4 separate regions of the Homo sapiens genome follow, and regions 1, 3 and 4 are each linked to region 2. Evidence: chromatin loops called from intact Hi-C (ENCODE). Cell type or tissue: B cell. All regions are shown on one strand. Links, peaks and the distances in the headings refer to the core of each region. The heading gives the core; the rest is flanking DNA. Region 1 has its middle 4.3 kb from the start of FCRL3. Region 2 overlaps FCRL4 (Fc receptor like 4). Region 3 has its middle 20 kb from the start of CD5L. Region 4 overlaps FCRL3 (Fc receptor like 3).

The links. A loop is a pair of places that touch in the nucleus more often than their neighbours do. Peaks named below come from ENCODE experiments on the same cell type or tissue, not always from the same donor. Only the 100,000 strongest peaks of a DNase experiment are listed, where the experiment ranks them.
Region 1: it touches region 2 in a loop (3-fold over the local background); 25 of 110 quality-filtered maps call a loop at or near these places.
Region 3: a loop joins it to region 2, with 12 times the contacts of the local background. A loop is called at or near these places in 6 of 110 quality-filtered maps.
Region 4: a loop joins it to region 2, with 14 times the contacts of the local background. A loop is called at or near these places in 26 of 110 quality-filtered maps.

Annotation. Positions count from the first base shown.
Region 1 is chr1:157,702,620-157,707,513 of GRCh38, forward strand. No RefSeq gene overlaps it. Among named protein-coding and RNA genes, the nearest start is that of FCRL3, 4.3 kb to the left of the region's middle. In B cell, for the core only: no CTCF peak of the experiment used is centred there; a DNase peak (open chromatin) is centred at 2,462; H3K27ac peaks cover 2,010 bases.
Region 2 is chr1:157,577,807-157,582,700 of GRCh38, forward strand. It overlaps FCRL4 (Fc receptor like 4), which reads right to left. Exons shown (of 12, transcript NM_031282.3): 7 at 3,725-3,838; 8 at 2,515-2,542; 9 at 964-1,046; 10 at 668-736. Among named protein-coding and RNA genes, the nearest start is that of FCRL4, 18 kb to the right of the region's middle. In B cell, for the core only: CTCF peaks have their summits at 2,581 (motif pointing right) and 2,780; DNase peaks (open chromatin) are centred at 2,585 and 3,712.
Region 3 is chr1:157,859,545-157,864,039 of GRCh38, forward strand. It overlaps the pseudogene MRPS21P2. Among named protein-coding and RNA genes, the nearest start is that of CD5L, 20 kb to the left of the region's middle. In B cell, for the core only: no CTCF peak of the experiment used is centred there; a DNase peak (open chromatin) is centred at 2,815.
Region 4 is chr1:157,689,194-157,694,087 of GRCh38, forward strand. It overlaps FCRL3 (Fc receptor like 3), which reads right to left. Exons shown (of 15, transcript NM_052939.4): 9 at 1,062-1,340; 10 at 605-724. Among named protein-coding and RNA genes, the nearest start is that of FCRL3-AS1, 3.8 kb to the right of the region's middle. In B cell, for the core only: CTCF peaks have their summits at 2,289 (motif pointing left) and 2,490; a DNase peak (open chromatin) is centred at 2,318; H3K27ac peaks cover 1,727 bases.

The DNA.
Region 1 (4,894 bases), core at 1,145-3,644, 120 kb after region 2:
TTTCTACGTCTCTCTCTGAAGACAGGAACTATGTCATATTCACATTATTCTAGCACCTAGCACAGTGCCTAACACTCAGTAGAGGATTGCCAGATAAAATGCAAGGGTCTCATTTAAATTTGTATTTCAAATAAAAAACAAATAATTTTTACTATAATTATGTTCCATACAATACTTGGGATATGTATGAGTTCGTTTTCATGCTGCTGATAAAGACGTAACAAGACTGGGCAATTTACAAAATAAAGAGGTTTATTGGACTTACAGTTCCACATGGCTGGGGAGGCCTCACAATCATGGCAGAAGGCAAGGAGGAGCAAGTCACATCTTACATGAATGGCAGCAGGCAAAGAGAGAATGAGAGCCAAGCGAAATGGGTTTCCCCTTATCAAACCATCAGATCTCGTGAGATTTACTCACTACCAGAAGAACAGTATGGAGAAAACTGTCCCCAGGATTCAATTATTTCTCACTGGGTCCCTCCCACAACACATGGGAGTTATGGGAGTACAGTTCAAGATGAGATTTGGGTGGAGACATGGAGCCATATCAGGATATAATTGCATTTAAAAAGTAGTCACTGTTTATCTGAAATACAAATGTAACTAGGAGTCCCATATTTTTATTTGCTAAATACGCCAAATCTAATTGAACAGAATAACTTTTCATTTGCCTGAATATATTAATGAATGGTTGTGTTGGGGGGACATCTATTTTCTTCCATGTGCATGCAACTCCTACTCCTGTTCCTCCTTCTGCTCCTTAACTCACTCCATCCTGGAAGAAGTGACGTGCCTTATGTGATCAGTAAATTTGGGAAGAATAATTGAGTCATGATAAACTTATTATTATTATTACTATAATTTTTTGAGAAAGAGTCTCACTTTGTTGCCCAGGCTGGAGTGCAGTGGCACAATCTCGGCTCACTGCAAACTCTGCATCCTGGATTCAAGCGATTCTGGTGCCTCAGCCTCCCGAGTAGCTGGGACTATAGGCACGTGCCACCACGCCCAGCTAATTTTTGTATTCTTAGTAGATACTGGGTTTCACCATGCTGGCCAGGATGGTCTCGATCTCCTGACCTCATGATCCACCCACTCGGCCTCCCAAAGTGCAGGGATTACAGGCATGAGCCACCGCACCTGGCCCCATGCTAAACTTAACTCCATGCTCTTCCCCCTGGATGCAACTCTACTGGCAGAAGGGTTTATGAACAAGTATACGCCTTCCCCTGTGTGGAGATTTAAGTGGGGAGGGAGTGAGGGAGTCTAAAGTTCCAGAGCAAATTTTCAGAGACACAAACAATTGGGGCATGGGTTTAGATGTAAAAGAACTAAAAACAAAAGAACAAATGTATGAGAGCTATATATTTACAAGGAGAGGCTTTTGGTGGGAAGAGATCCTGTCATTCTCAGCCTTGGGATTTGTTTAGTAAGAGAGACGGGCATTTTCCAGATTGTAGAGGCCTATTCTGAGCCACCTTTTATACTTAACTACTGAGCCTGGGCAAGATGCTTGCAGTCTTAGGGCATATGGTTTTGTGACACGACTTGTGGTGGCTTTGTTCATAGGTCAGTGGTTGTTTCTATAGAGGCAGGACTGTACCCATGAATGTCAATAAGCAAAAGGCACAAGAAACTTGTGAGGGCCTTCAAGATTGCTGCGAAGCCCTTGTAAGCAGGGACAGACAAGGCAAGGGCTTACGTATGGGCAGTAAGTGCTTGGAAGGACACAAGTGCTGCCTGGCAACAGAACTTTGGGGGCTGCAAGATGGTTCAACAGAGGCCCACAGTAGGCACAGTCACATTTTCTAGGTAGTCATAGCTGAAGCAGATAGTCTTTTGTTTTGTTTTTTTTGGGGGGAGGGAGGGGCAAAAATAGAAATCTCTAAAGCATTTTTAGGCACTGGTGACTGGAATAATATTTTTGGCTCCAAGATTCCTTGTATGCTACAAAACACCAATGAGAATCTAGTTTTAAATTGCTAGAATGAAGCCTAGAAAAGCTTCCCATGTCTCAGTCACCCCAAATCTCACCCTGCTTTCAGGTCCAAGCAGCAAACTGGATGGATTACTCTTGAATTCATGTGGCATTCTCTTGGCTCAAGGGTGGAAAACATTTAAACAATTACTGACATGATTACATAGTTATTGTAGGTGGCTTAATTTTTTAATTCTTTCATATACAGATGGGGCTGTGCTCCCCAGACTGGTCCTGAACTCCTAGACTCAAACAATCCACCCACCTCTGCCTCCCAAAGTGCTGGGGCTCCAGGTGTGAGGAAACACACCTGGTCAGTTATATTTTCTAACTGAACTAAATGTAAGTACAAGGTGAAAATATTCCCTAGGAGACAGTCTTCTTAGGCCAGTACAATTCCATATCAAGCAGAGGTTGGTCTGCTCACTTGAGAGAGTAGATGCTGTGTCACATAAGAGGTCCCTCACTGAATTCAGAGCTGAGGTGTCAGGAGCACTTCACTCAAAGAGGAAGTGAAAATCAAGATGCTTTGAATAGATTCAATGGAAAAGAAAGACACAAAATGTTATTTTAACATAGGTTCCTTCAATGTCTAGTTTATTGAGAGGTTTTAACATGAAGAGATGTTGAATTTTATTGAAGGCCTTTTCTGCATTTGAGATAATCATGTGGCTTTTGTCTTTAGTTCTGTTTATGGGATGAATCACATTTATTGATTTGCATATGTTGAACCTTGCATCCTAGGGCATAAGAAACCCACAGCCAATATCATACTGAATGAGCAAAAGCTGGAAGCATTCCCCTTGAAAACCGGCCCAAGACAAGGATACCCTCTCTTACCACTCCTATTCAACATAGGATTGGAAGTTCTGGCCAGGGCAATCAGGCAAGAGAAAGAAATAAAGGTATTCAAACAGGAAGAGAGTAAGTCACACTATGTTTGTTAGCAGATAACGTGGTCCTATATCTAGATAACCCCATCATCTCAGCTCAAAAGCTTCTTAAGCTGATAAGCAACTTCAGCAAAGTCTCACGGTACATAATCAAAGTGCAAAAATCATGAGAATTTCTATACACCAACAGTAGACAAGCAGAGAGCCAAATCATAAATGAATTCCTACTCACAATTGCCACAAAAAGAATAAAATACCTAGGAATACAGCTAACAAGGGAAGTGAAGGACCTCTTCAAGGAGAGCTACAAACCACTACTCAAGGATAGCAGAGATGACACAAAGAAATGGAAAAACATTCCATCCTCATGGATAGGAAGAACTGATATCATGAAAAAACAATTTATAGATTCAATGCTATGCCCATTAAATTACCATTGACATTCTTCACAGAATTAGAAAAAAAAATTTTTTTAATGTGTGTGGAACAAAAAAGAGTCCAAATAGACAGGACAATCCTAAACAAAAAGAACAGACCTGGAGATATCACACTACCTGACTTCAAATTATACTACAAGACAACAGTGACAAAAAAGCAAGGTATTGGTATAAGAACAGATACATAGACCAATGGAACAGAGTACAGAGCCCAGAAATAAGACCACACACCTAAAACCATCTGATCTTTGACAAACCTGACCAAAACAAGCAATGGGGAAAGGATTCGCTATTTAATAAATGATGCTGGGAGAACTGGCTAGCCATATGCAGAAAATTGAAACTGGACCCCTCCTTTCACCATATACAAAAATTAATTCAAGATGGATTAAGAACTTAAATGTAAAACCCAAATCTATAAAAACCCTAGAAGAAAATCTAAGCAATACCCTTCAGGACATAGGCGCAGGCAAAGATTTCATGACAAAGACACCAAAAGCAATTGCAGCAAAAGCAAAAATTGACAAGTGAGATCTAATGAAACTAATGAGCTTCTGCTCAGCAAAAGAAGCTATCATCAGAATGACCAGACAACCTACAGAATGGGAGAAAATATTTGCAATTTAACCATCTGACAAAGGTCTAACATCCAACATCTACAAGGTACTTAAACAAATTTACAAGGGAAAAAAATAAAAAACAACCTCATTAAAAAGTGGGTAAAGGACATGGACAGACACTTGTCAAAAGAAGATATATATGTGACCAACAAACACATGAAAAAAAGCTCAACACTACTGATCATTAGAGCAATGCAAATCAAAGCTACAATGAGATACCATCTCACACCAGTCAGAATGGCTACTATCAAAAAGTCAAAAAACAACAGATACTGGCAAGGTTGTGGAGAAAAAGGAAAGCTTATACCCTGCTGGTGAGAGTATATATTAGTTCAATCATTGTGGAAGACAGTGTTGTGATTCCTCCAAGACCTAGAGGCAGAAATACCATTTGATCCAGCAATCCCATTACTGGGTATATACCCAAGGGAACATAAATCATTTGATTATAAAGATACTTGCATGCATATGTTCATTGCAGCACTATTCACAATAGCAAAGACATAGAATCAATCTAAATGCCCATCAATGATAGACTGGATAAAGAAAATGTGGTACATATACACCATGGAATACTATGCAGCCATAAAAAGGAACAAGATTATGTCCTTTCCAGGGACATAGATAGAGTTGGAAGCCATTATTCTCAACAAACTAATGCAAGAACAGCAAACGAAACACTGCATGTTCTTGCTTATAGGTGAGAGCTGAATGATGAGAACACATGGACACATAGAGGGAAACAGAACACACTGGGGCCTGTTGGAGGGTGGGGGGTGGGAAGAGAGAGAGCATCAGGAAAAATAACTAATGAATACTAGGCTTAATACCTGGGTGATATCATCTGTACAACGAATTCCCATGATGCATGTTTACCTATGTAACAAACTTGCACATCCTACACATGTACCCCTGGAATTCAAATAAAAGTTGGGGAAAAAAGAAAAGAAACCACTCAATTACA
Region 2 (4,894 bases), core at 1,397-3,896:
ACAGGCAGAATAATACCAGAAGCTGATGCAGATTTTGTAATTAATGGACCATCTGATGTAGAGTCCCCAGAAATGCATTGCTTTACTATCAGGCTAGATTAACCCTACTCTAAAGGTTGCTCGAGACTTACCCTAACAAAGCTTAAATAAAAGCAAGCCTCAAAAGGATCCAACTCATTCCAAATAACTTACCTTGCTCCAATATAAAATTTAAAATCTGACAGTAATTAGAGGAATATAATACTGTAAAAATCACATTTTCTAGCACTTAATTAAAATGCCATGCATATACATATATGTGTATGTATACATATATATATGTATATATATTCTCAGCACAATGCTTACCACATAGTAGACATTTTACAAACATTTATTCATTCAGACCTAAGGGAGACCTTAGTACATACACTATAATGATCACAATATCTATCAGAAGGATGCTTAATTTTCATCCTGATCATCAGCAAAAGTATACTGTGTGTATTTCAGTGCCTATCTTCCCTCCTTAGAATCTAAGCTCTCCACTGCAGGGATTTTTGTCTGCCTTGTTTACTGATTGACTTCCCATACTTACAAGAATACCTAGCACATAGGAGGTGCTCAGTAAATATTTGTTGAATGAATGAATATAGTTTGCAGCCAGAATCTCTTCCCAAAGACGTACCTTCCTCTTCTTCTCCCAGCTGAGTAGTCTGGATCTCAGAGTATACCAAATCTCCCTTTTTGGGGTGTACTGGAAAGAAAAGACATTTTCAAGGCTGTTCCTGTTAGTATTAAAGTGCTACAGATGCCTCTTCCTAAGCATCATCTCCACTCTTCTTGGACACATAATGGAACAATTATCTGGGAATATCTGGATTTGGGACACTTTAGGGAGTCCAGGGGCATTTCCCAGGGCTGAAAGCGCATTATCTTTCCATGGCTGAGGCCAGGAACAGCTTCCTAGAAGGGAATCCTCACCATCAACATACAACGACTGAAGCTCCACCTGGGCAGGGCAGATGGAATGGGAGGACTCTCCTGGGCCTGGAGCGGGAGGGAGCCTGTGAGACACAGAAACACATAATAATCCCTGGAACACTGTAACATGCGGGAGAGTGAGATACCCAGGGAGAGCGGCAGAGGAGAAAGAGGATTTGGAGAAAGTCAGCAGCCAGTAGGGAACTGGAAAGCCTGAATGGTTTAATCAGAGTTTCAATAGGTCTATATAGAGTGAGACTGTTCTTTTTAAAAAAACCCTGGAGCTGTGGTATGGACAGGCTGCCTGGAAACAAGGTTAGGGAGTCTCTGACATCATCGTAACAATCATCGTCTCATAGTCAGAATGATTACTCTTGTTTGGTTAAAAAATACTGGCTTTCCAGCCTGGGCAACATAGTGAGACCTTGTCTCTACACAGAATAAAATAAAGTTGGCCAGGCATGGTGACATGCACCTGTAGTCCTAGATACTTGGGAGGCTGAGGTGGGAGGATTGCTTAAGCCTGGCAGGTCAAGACTGCAGGAAACTGAGATGATGCCATTGCACTCCAGCCTGGGTGACAGAGCCAGATCCTGTCTCAAATATATACATAATGGCTTCTTCATCATCAGGAAGTAGTGATTAAATGTCTTTACTTTACTGTTGGCCTGGTGCAGTGGCTCACACCTGTAATCCCAGCACTTTGGGAGGCCGAGGCGGGCAGATCACTTGAAGCCAGGAGTTTGAGACCAGCCCAGCCAACATTGTGAAACCTGGTCTCTACTAAAAATACAAAAATTAGCTAGATGTGGTGGCTCATGCCTGTAATCCCAGCTACTTTGGAAGCTGAGGCACAAGACTCACTTGAACCTGGGAGGCGGAGGTTGCCATGAGCTAAGATCGTGCCACTGCACTCCAGCCTGGGTGACAATACATACATACATACATACATACATACATACATACATACATACATACATAAAATGTCTTTACATTGTAATGTCTGTACAATCCAAGAAGGAATTAGACATAATCCACACTCTTATTCCTTACCTAAGACTGAGACACTGACATAGAAGGAGGAAGATGACAGTATTTTCCAAATGGAAGTTAAGCACATAACGTTTAATGAGTATATATGCGTGTATGGTGCAAAAAGAAGATTATTAGAAACATAGAGTTCTCTGGAAAACCTAGAACATTTGTAGAAAATCTAGACTCTAGTCATTGTATGCATAATTATAGTAACACATTGTCTAACTTAATTATAGTACAAGAAATATTCTGTACTTTATAACCTTTGGTATTATCCATTTAGATGAGTAGGTTAAGATCAAATAAGAAATCTATTATTTTGCATGTATTGCAAACTATTAGCTGACAAGCAAAGTTCTAGGAAGCTTCATTTTTGACAAATTCATGGAGTGTGAAAATGGAAGTATCTAGCCACAGGGCCAAAGAGGTATAACTTGACCTAATTTCATAACCCCACAGTTTTGCATATTGTGTACTCGGGAAACTAAAAAGGAATGGCAGAAACTGAGGTCTCACCTGGTTTCGTCTCCCAAGAAACCAACTCCTGCAAAATAAAGCAAAGACGCATTTTTGTCAGCAGAGGGAGCTCTTTCTCAATGACTTCATGTAACAGGAGCTATCTAAGAGAGGTAATCAAGACAGTCAATTCAAACACCTGCCCAGTCCTGGGTTTTCATGAAAATGAGGTGAAAAAAAGATTGTACAAAGCATATAACTTTTTGAGGCCAGGACTGCACACTCCTGAGTTAAGTATGTAATTGTCTGAGAATTTATTAAGACTCAAGTCTGTGTTGAAATCCCTCAGGAAACATTACATATAACAAAAGTGTCACTTGGAGAGTAGTGAGCTGTGGGTGAACTTCGAGGAACATCTGTGGCCATGCCCAGAGGAGCACTGGGCTCTGACTCAGCCCCACTAAGGAGAATTGGTCAGAGGTCCAAAGCTCCCTACCTCCAGTTCAATGCAGGACACACAGAAGGTGCTGTCAGGAATCTGGAAAGTTGAATTGAATTAAGAGACAGAGTTGAAGGATGTGGGTAATTATTCTAGAGCTGAAAAAGGTTCTGCTCCTGTCTTCTACACCAGGTTTCTTGGCATCTAAAGCCAGCCTGAGGTGGGCTGAGGCAAGAAGTCTTTGGAAGCACGCAGCAAACAGTGCCTGGGACAGACCATCTCCAAGAGGCAGGGGAGGCTGACCTGAGGAGAGAGGGGCCACTGGAGCACCAGATGGCAGGCTCAAGCCTGCTCAGAAAAGCCCCTGAAAAGCCAGACCCAGAAAAGCCCCTGAGGGGACAGAAGGATAAAATTAGCCAGCTCTTATTCTCAATCATTTCTGCAGAGCCTTTAGTTCATTCTGAATCTCCATTTATGGTGGATTTAGGATAGGCTGAAGTATCTAACTGGCCAGTCTATATGAACCAAAGAAACTGCCTAAGTAAACTGTTCAGATAAAGTTTTTGGAACTTTACATTAAAAATTTCACTCTTCCTCCCCTTCACTGAGACTTAGCCAATCAGACTAGATATGAGCAGCTCTCATTCATGGCTTCTGTTTGCAAAACTGCCCCTTAAGGAAGGGACGGACGTGAGTGTGTGTGAACGCTGGGAGTGGAGACTTGGGAGTGGAGACTTGGGAGTGGTGGCCTGGTGGCCACTAAGGCTGTCTGCATGCTGAGTTCAGGGGAAGGAACAGGGCAGGAACTGTGGCAAAGAAAAGAGCACAAACCTGACTTCCTCCGACGCCAGCAGTGAAACAGCAGGGCCACAGCCAGGAGAAGAGCACTGAGCAGCCCTCCAGTGGCTCCCGCGGCGACAAGGCCATCTCTGTTGCCTGGGGTCTCTAAGGGGAAAGGACCTGTGTGAATCTCAGTGGAGAGGTTCAGGGTTTGGGATTGCCTTTTCCTCAGCTTGGTTGGGTAACGAGCCCTGGAAGAGAGAAAAATCTAAAGGACTAGGTCTCATAAAGACATCTTGGGCCAGGTTTTGGCCAGAAAAGCTCACATTGGGTGGGCCAGGGCCTGAGTGCAAGAGGAAACAGCAGCTCCCTCTACCTTCAGTGAATCATTTTAGAAACTAACAATTTAGGGGAAATCCTAATGTTGTATTCTGGTAAGCTGGCTTCCTGCAAATTGCCCCCAGACACCTGGAGAGATACTGTGGGATCATGGCTTGGCAGCACCTAACTTAGGAACAGCAAACTGCCTGAGAGAGAATGAAAATTGCACCACTGATTATGGCACCAGTTGAACCAACAGTAACTCTGAGATTGCTCCGCATTGGGACACCACGATGAAATGGCATCAGCCTCCTTCCTCATAGAAGCCTGTGCCTGTGTGCTCTGAAGGGCAGGAGAGAAAAAAACGGATGGAAAAGTACACATAATCAATAAATTGTTAGGGGCTTTTGATATTTCCATGGGGTCCGTTCTCCTATCCTTTCATCCACGGAAAAGGAGGTTTCATTCAATTTACTTATTTATACAACAAATATTTACTGAGGCTGCCCTGTGCTGGGCATTGACCTAACCCTTGAAGACCCAAGAGTGAACAAGACGTTAAAGTCCCGGCTCTTGAGTTTATAACCCAGGGAGGGGAGACAAGCCATAAACAAATAAATAAATTTATACCGTGCCCTGTAGTGATGCGCTAAAGAGCAAAAAGCATGACAGAGGGACAGAGAGTGGAGAGTGGGGCGTGGTACTTTCCCATATGTATTCTTGGTCCCCAGGTAAACCAAATTCAGACCTCAGACACAGGTACCACAGAATTGACAGAGAACATGCAGGTAGTAGAACAACAGCAACACTGATCATGATTTCCGTTTATTTTCATCTATGATTTTGGGCACAGAGGAGCCATTGGCTAGGAGTGGCTGGTGACATTTCTGATATTATCCT
Region 3 (4,495 bases), core at 1,876-4,375, 280 kb after region 2:
AATTTTAAAAGGTAAACTACTGTTACATACAACAACATGAATGATTTTCACAAACATTATATCAAATGAAACAAAGCAGAACAAAAAAGAATACACTGTATGATTCCATTTATATGATGTCTAACATCAAGCAAAACTAACTGATAGTAGTAAAAATCAGAAAAAAGTTGCTCCAGGGTGAGAAATGTGTACTGAACAGAAGGAGGGATAAGAGAATTTCTTGGTGTGATGTATGTTCTATATTGGAGGGTAGATAGATAAATGGGTAGATACGGTTGGTCAAAATATAGATATAGGCATAGATAGATGTGGATGTATATATGAAATAGTGGATTGATTCCACAAATAATTATTGATCAGCTACTATGTACAAGGTACTGCTGTGGACACTGGGGATCCATTAGTGATTAACACAGACAAAAACTCTTCTTTCTCAATGGGGTTCACATTCCAGTCAGCATGTAATTAAATTAATTAGCTGCATTATTATTTGAAATAGGTAACAATTGGAAACAATCTTTATGTCCATCAAGAGGAAAGTTTAAATAACTTATGTTACATCCTTGTGATGGGATATTATTCAGCTATAAAAGTGAATAAATTTTTTATATACTGGTGAGAATAATCTTTAAGACTTCTTGTTTACTGAAGATAGCAAGATACAGTAAAATGTGTATAGTGTGCAGCCATTTGTACAAAAATGAGAAGCAAACATATATGTACTTAGCTATCTGTTTATGTATAAAATTTCTCTGAAGTATTACTTAAGCAATTGATAAGATAGGTTGCTTCCAAAAGATAAAAACTACAGGATAGGAGTGCATGATCTTTTATACATTTTAAGTTTGGAGCCATGTAAATATATAACCTATAAGCAAATAAATAAAACAAAAATTGTTTAAAATATTTTACAATTGGAGAAAGCAAACACGTATTTCTTTTTTTATTAAACTTTAAGTTCTAGGGTACATGTGCACAACGTGCAGGTTTATTACATATGTATACATGTGTCACGTTGGTATGCTGCACTCATTAACTCATCATTTACATTAGGTATATCTCCTAATGCTATCCCTCCCCCCTCCCCCACCCCATGACAGGCCCCGGTGTGTGATGTTCCCCACCCTGTGTCCAAGGGTTCTCATTGTTCACTTCCCACCTGTGAGTGAGAACATGCGGTGTTTGGTTTTCTGTCCTTGCGATAGTTTGCTCAGAATGATGTTTTCTAGCTTCATCCATGTCCCTACAAAGGACATGAACTCATCTTTTTATGGCTGCATAGTATTCCATGGTGTGTATGTGCCACATTTTCTTAATCCAGTCTAACACTGATGGACATTTGGGTTGGTTTCAAGTCTTTGCTATTGTGAATAGTGCTGCAATAAACACACGTGTGCATGTGTCTTTATAGCAGCATGATTTATAATCCTTTGGGTATATACCCAGTAATGGGATGGCTGGGTCAGATGGTATTTCTAGTTGTAGATTCTTGAGAATCGCCACACTGTCTTTCACAATGGTTGAACTGGTTTACAGTCCCGCCAACTGGCAAACACACATATTTCTAAAGCAACTTTAAATCCTCCATAGCCGGGGTTGACTAGGTACTGAGCGTGCCAGGCTCTGCAGAGTGGAGACTTAAATCCAAGGTCATGGCAAAACATCTGAAATTCACCGCCAGGACTGAGATGGTACAGGAAGGAAACGTGGAAGGTGCATACAGGACCCTAAACAGAATCCTCACTGTGGATGGGCTCCTTGAGGACATTAAATGTCCATGGTATAATGAAAAGCCATGCCGCCAGCGACAGAGGAAAAGCTATAAAAGGTGCTGGCAGATCTATAACATGGAAATGGCTCGCAAGATCAACTTCTTGATGCAAAAGAACTGGGTAGATCCGTGGCAGGGCTGCTGAGGCCTGTGGATGGGACACCCAGTATGAAACCCTCATCCAAATTTGTCTCCATCTCTTTTCTTTCTACAATCCCATTTCCTATTACCGTTCTCTACAATAAACTCAATCACATGTTTGCAAGAAGGACTCCACATATAGAAACAATCCCATTAGTCAGCAGTGGACCCTCTCTTATTAAGTGAAAGAAGAAACTGAGTCTGAAAGTAGTCTAGGAGTAGAATGGTGTTTGCTGGGGCTGGAGGAGGGGGCAATGAGGAGTTATTGTTTAATGGGCACAGAGTTTCAGTTTGGGAAGATGAAAAAGTTCAGAAGATGATGGCTGGGCATGGTGGCTCATGCCTGTAATCTCAGCACTTTGGGAGACTAAGGCGGGCGGACCACTTGAGGCCAGGAGTTCGAGAGACCAGCCTGGCCAACATGGTGAAACCTCGTCTCTACTAAAAATACAAAAAAAAAAAAAAATTAGCCAGGCATGGTGGCAGGCGCCTGTAGTCCCAGCCACTTCGGAGGCTGAAGCAGGAGAATCACTTGAACCCGGGAGGCAGAGGTTGCAGTGAGCCAAGGCCACGCCACTGCACTCTAGCTCAGGTGACAGAGTGAGACTCCATCAAAAACAAAAACAAAAACAGGAGATGGATGATGGATGGTGATCATGGTTGCACAAAAAGGTGAATGTGCTTAATGCCACTGAACTGTATACTTAAATGGTTAAGATGGTAAATTTTGTTTTACTACAATGAAAAATTTGTTGAAAGTAAAAAAAAAAAAAAATCCTCCATAGCTGATAGGATGGTGTAAATTCATTTCTGAAAAGTTGGCTCTGCCTCTCATAATAAGTTCAAGGATCCATTATAGTAGAATGCCCTCTGCTGTTACAGATAAAACTTATTTTTTTCTTTGAAAGATAAAGCTCAGCTGCTGACCCACCCAGGTGAGGGCTTCTGCTGGTTATTACTTTGCCCCTGTTCCTAGGTGATCCATATAGGGTCATCCTGGTTGTACGCTGCACAATTCCAGCAGAGTCAGTCAGTCCCATTGAGCACAATGTGAATGGTACCTACCCCAACTTCCCTAGGAGGTGTACATGGCACAAACTGCACAGCAGAATATGGTGTTCTGAGGCTACCCCTATTGTGAATGAGGACAAAGAAGAACGTGAGTCATGCCTAGTCACTACCTAAGTCTTCCGTGTGCACTTCCTCCTGCTTGAGTCCCAATCTTTTGCAAGGCCTGGAGTCCTAGCTCTACCACCTGGACATGATTGTTTTCCAGTATTACAGTCTTCTTGGGATCAGCCTGCTTCCACAGGACTGTCAAACTATCCGGGGTCTTGCTATAGATAGGATTTCAGGAATGTTTCTTCTGGGGAGTAGTCTGAATGGGTCATGGCCAATGACTCAGGTAAGGGGGCAGTGTTTCATGAATTCATTCAGCATTAATTCAGCACCTGTTAGGTGCCTTCGACTATGCTAAGATGTAGCAATTATATGGAGAATGTGATGAGATACGGCACTGGAGAAAGTTCCCACTGTAATCAGACAGGGACTTTAATAGAGTAGATAGACCAGATAAAGGGTAGAAATTTATGCCAAGCTTTGCTTAGGTACACTGAAACTGAAGAGCTGGTGGGACATCCCTTCAGATGCTGATTTTGTATAGAGTTTTAAGAGTTTCTTGGCTAAGAAGTTAACCTGTGCCCACTGCTGGGATTCAGCTAACTGGCATTTCCAGCGGAGTGATGAGACAGAAGTCTATTTACACACTTTATTCCTCTTTATGATCTAAATACATGTTGTTCTCTCTGTTGTTTCATTCTTCTTCATTTTACCTTCACAGAACTAATTAGTCCATGTAAAAAAGGAAGACAAAAAATCACTAAGGATGTAGAAAATGAACAGTACTATCAATTAACTTTACTTAATATTTATATAACACTACATTCAGCAAATGTAGAATGTATATTTCAAGTGGATACAGAATATATTCAAGACACATTCATTTTATGGTCCGTTAATTAAGTATCAAAGGATTTTAACCAAATTTCCTGCAAAGGAGATTTGTAGGAAACCTCCGCCTCCCAGGTTCAAGCAATTCTCCCTGCCTCTCAGGCTACCAAGTAGCTGGGATTACAGGTGCCTGCCACAACACCTGGCTAATTTTGTATTTATGTATTTATTTAGACAGAGTCTCGCTCTGTCGCCCAGGCTGGAGTGCAGTGGCGCGATCTCGGCTCACTACAAGCTCCGCCTTCCGGGTTCACGCCATTCTCCTGCCTCAGCCTCCCAAGTAGCTGGGACTACAGGCGCCCACAACCACGCCCGGCTAATTTTTTGTTTTTTGTTTGTTTGTTTGTTTGTTTGTTTTTGAGACGGAGTCTTGCTCTCTCTCCCAGTCTGGAGTGCAGTGGCATGATCTCTGCTCACTGCAAGCTCCGCCTCCCGGGTTCACGCCATTCTCCTGCCTCAGCCTCCCGAGTAGCTGGGAGTACAGGGGCCCACCACCACACCCGGCTAATTTTTTTGTATTTTTAGTAGAGACAGGGTTTCACCATGTTAGCCAGGATGGTCTCCATCTCCTGA
Region 4 (4,894 bases), core at 867-3,366, 110 kb after region 2:
AATATTGGAAAGGAAAGAGTTAAACTATCTTTCTTTGCAGACAACATGATCATCTATATAGAACATCTGATGAAATCTGCAAAAGAGATACTGAACTAATAAGTCAGTCTAGCAAGATTTCAGGATATAAAATTAATATTAAAATTAGTTGTGTTTCTATACACTAGCAACAATCGGAAATTGAATTTTTAATCTCATTTTTGGCATTCTTTATTTATTTTATCCAATTTCACTACATTTAGCTGGCATTCAAATATATCTCGGAGTTTATGGTCACCTCTATGATGATTTATTTATTTTTTGTTACAAATGAAGGACTTTCTTAGGGAGATAGAACATGAGTTAATTAATTTTCTAATTTTTAATTGGAAGCAAAACTCTGCTACCTAATATAAATCTCAAATTAAACACATGAGGTAAAAATTTTATTGAGAAGTTTATTCTATTGTTTTTGCTACAATTGCCTACAGAGTGACAGTGAGTAGTGGAACTGAGGGCCTAGTACTTGGAAGGGAATACTTGACCTTTATAGGGTGCACCAGACAACTTCAAATTATTATAGCAACGGCAAAATCACATCACAAGGTAGGACCTAGACACCCACCTGGTTTCCTTCGGGCCCTGGCGTAATGCAGCAGAGCAGCAGCAGCAGCAAGGACGAGGATGCTGAGCACCAGCCCCGTGATTCCCGCAGCGGTAAGGCCTGTTCTGTTCCTGGAAGTTCCTGAGTGGAGGGAGCTGTACTTGAGTTTCAGTGGCACAGGTTTTGGATACAGACAAAATCATGCAAGTAGGGTGAGTGTGTTCCAGTTTCTGATTCCTCCTGTAGCATCATTTGTAATTTTCAAAACTATGGCATATGAAAGGTATTCTCCAGCATCTAAGATTAAAATGTATTTCCTTTCCCTCTCCCATATAAAATCAGTACCAATCTCCAGAAGTCCCAAGCCTTCGTGTGCATGTTCAAAACCTCCTTGGTGCTAGTAGAATTTGTACAATCTGTCAGATAACTATTTTATTTACCATAACTGTGACCTCTAGCCCAGGTACTATTAACACACCTGTAACATTGAGTGTCACCACTTTACTGTGCTGGGCCCCCAGGCCATTGTCAGCCTCACATGAGTAGTTTCCAGAATGTTCTGTAGTCAGAGAGAGGTTGAAGGATGCCCCTCCTCCAGAGTGGGCCGAGATGTTCCCCAAGGTGTCATCCTCGTGATAAAACCAGTACAGGATCGGGAAGGAGCCTCTCAGGGACTCACAGTGAAGCTCCAGCAGGTCCCCCACCACAGCCTGGGCCCCGGGAGCCCTGAGGGTGAGGACGGGGCGAGACACCGGAACTGAGGGAGGAAAAATAGTTCACTGGCAGTTTTACTTAAGTAGGTATACAAGAGAACTTAATAAAGGAATATGCAGCATAGTTGAGTTGCGGGAACATGCACCTGGATTCTGGAGAACCTGGGCTTCAATCCTGTCTCTATCCTTTATTAGCTCTATAAGCTTGATTTTTTAAGAACTTTTTAATTTCTCTAAGTCTTAGTTTATTCCTCTGTAAAACTGAGTTAATGATACATTATATCTCAAGCTATTGTAATAAAAATCATATTGCATGTAAAGTACTATAAAAATTGGTTATTATTATTGATAAAAATATAGCTAAAATCAAGGTTTCTAAAATTCCTACACCTGAATCTTAGCTCTAAGACTGAGACTTCCATACCTATCTAAAGGCAGGACCCATTACTCTCTACCTAATCACCTTGCTTTATTTTTCTACATAGCATTTAGCACTACCTGACATCTGTCTATGTATGTATGTATGTATGTATGTATGTATGTATGTATCTATCTATCATCATTGTTTTATATGATTCCCCAATAGGATGGAGAATTATCTGTTTGTTCGTTGCTGTATTTATAGCTGTTGGAACTTTGCCTGGCATATAAAATTTATGCTCAATAATTGATGATTGAATGGAAAACTGAAGTGAACCAAACTGTCAAAAAAAATCCAGATATAGCTCTAGCAACAATGATTTCTATTTTAATGAACAATTAAAGAAATGGCATAGTGGGAAGAATAGAAAGCCCTTAATATCGAATGTTAACTGTAAGATTGCTGGTTCTGCAAAGTTGTGAGGAAAACTGGATGAACCAATCTGTGTGTAGTGCTTTAGATATAAGCCGTGTGCTTTATTGGCAAGGGTAACTTGATAAGGATCTTAAGCTCTGCTTTCCATCGCAGATGGGCTAAAGGGAATGAGTGTGAATGTGGAAACTATTCACTGAATGGCAATGATTAAACTTGAAAATGAGCCATCTGCTGGCTGCAAGAAAGATAGCACCAGCTGCCTCATCAGGATAGAGGTGCCAAGTCCTGATATTGGAAGTGTAGAGTTCCTGCTAAATTGAAACAGATGGTTTGAATTTGTCCCTTCTGTATAGCCTCTAAATATGAAGTGACCTGGGCGGGATGCAGAGGGCCTCAGGGGTGAGTCTTTTGTATGGTGCTTTGTGATCTCACTGTGCCTTTCACTCATGTCTCTGGGTGTTCGTATTCTGGAAAGAGAGATTTCCAACCTCTTGCATCCCCTCCTCTAGGGCTCATGGGACCTCTGGTTCTGAATGCATATTCCCCTAAAATCAAAGAACTTGAAGACTGAAAAAGACCATGGTTATTGTCAACTTAAGTGGTCTCCAAGATGGGCTATAAGACACCAGATTGAAGTGTAAGAAGAAAATATGAGAACATTTAAGAGTATTTCTTTTTGAGCTTGAAATTTAAAAAGATATTCAGCTTTACTAATATTCATGGTGGTGCTCTTGCTCAGGTAGATGTCACACTGTGTATTGGGATAGGACAGCGTTTTTTATGAAGGCAGGGCCACCCAGGCACGGAGGGTGGGACAGCAGTGCCTTGGCTTGTTAGTTAACTCTCAGCATATGGAACATAATGCCCTTTTAATTGGCTACTTAAGTGTTTTTACAGATTATTTTAATTTAAATCATAAAATATATTTTTTATTTTTTAATTTAATTTCTGTATTCTTTTTTTGTTTTTTTGAGACAGGGTCTCACTCTGTTGCCCAGCCTGGAGTACAGTGGTGCAATCATGACTCACTGAAGCCTTGACCTCCTGGGCTCAAGTGATCCTGCTTCTTCAGCCTCCAGAGTAGCTGGGATTACCGGATCATGCCACCACGCCTTGCTATTCTTTTGTATTTTTAGTAAAGACAGGGTTTCCCCATGTTGCCCAGGCTGGTCTAAACTCTTGGGCTCAAGCAATCCTTCCTTGGCCTCCCAAAGTGCTGGGATTACAGGCATGAGCCACTGTGCCTGGCCAAATCATAAAAGATTTACAATGCTTTGTAATGAGATTGGGGAGTGACCTCAAACCTTTTTGTATCACATGAAAGTTCACTTATTTTGTGGCAAAGTTCTAAAAAGAGGAATTAAATGTAAAGATACGTTACGTGTTTTTCCATGAAGAAAGATTAGTATTTAATTTTTGTTGACTTTTTGGTGATCAGTGGCTACTGACAATGTTAATACTTAGCAAACACTTTAAAAAGTGACTTTTAACAGTATTTCATATTGCTAATGCTTTTCTAAACTTATGCTATGGAGATAATATTTTGGAAAATAGTTGTTTAAAAATATTTACATTTCTATGTCGTCTTATTACCAGAAAATGTAAGTATGTCAACTTTAAAAATTTATATCTGCACCTTTAAAAATCCATGGAAACAGAACATGGCAACCAAAGTTTAAACATGTTCGATAGAAATTCAACATGCAGTGGCTGGGCGTGGTGGCTCATGCCTGTAATTCTAGCACTTTGGGAGGCTGTCGCGGGTAGATTCCCTGAGCTCAGAAGTTCGAGACCAGCCTGGGCAACATGACGAAAACCCGTCTCTACTAAAAATACAAAATTTGCAGGGCGTGGTAGCCTGCCTCTGTAATCCTAGCTACTGGAGAGGCTGAGGCAGAAGAATCGCTTGAACCTGGGAGGTGGAGGTTGCAGTGAGCTGAGATAGTGCAACTGCACTCCAGCCAGGGCAACAGAGTAAGACTCCATCTCAAAAAAAAAAAAAAAAAAAAAGGAAATTCAACATGCAGCACTTCCTACTTACTTTACAAGAACAACTAATGAACATCAACAAAAACATAAACTTATTAACCAAATTTCAATGAAAACCCTTGCATAGTTAGACTATGGGATTGAAAAATGAGTATCATGGAATTGAAAGAGCAGCAGTGATGATCTGCTTCCACTTGGATGTAGATATATTGGTAAGATAAAGCTTTAAGCAGTAACAGACACTAAAACTAATAGGAATAAGGCCAAACTCAGAACCAAACCTCAAATAATTGTACCACCATAAGTAAACTAAGATTTTCAAAGTAAATGAAGCATATTCAATTATAATAATTTTAGTCAAATATTCTAAATCAAAGATTTTAAAATATTGTTTATTTCATTTTCTTTCTCTCCTTCCTTCCTTCCTTCCTTCCTCCCTTCCTTCCTTCCTTTCTCTCTCTCTCTCTCTCTTTCTTTCTTTCTTCCTTTCGTTGACATGGTATCACTCTGTTGCCCAGGCTGGAGTGCAGTTGTGCAATCTTGGCTCACTGCAGTCTCAACCTCTTGGGTTCAAGTGGTCCTCCCACCTCAGCCTCCCAAGTATCTGAGAGTACAGGCGCATGCCACCATGCCCAACTGAATTTTGTATTTTTTTGTAGAGACAGGGGTTTCTCCATATTGCCCACGCTGGTCTCAAACTCCTAAGCTCAAGTGATTTGCCCACCTCGGCCTCCCAAAATGCTAGGATTACAGGCATGAGCCACTGCACCCGGCCCCTTATTTAATTTCTATTTTTTCTGTTTGTTTTGTAAT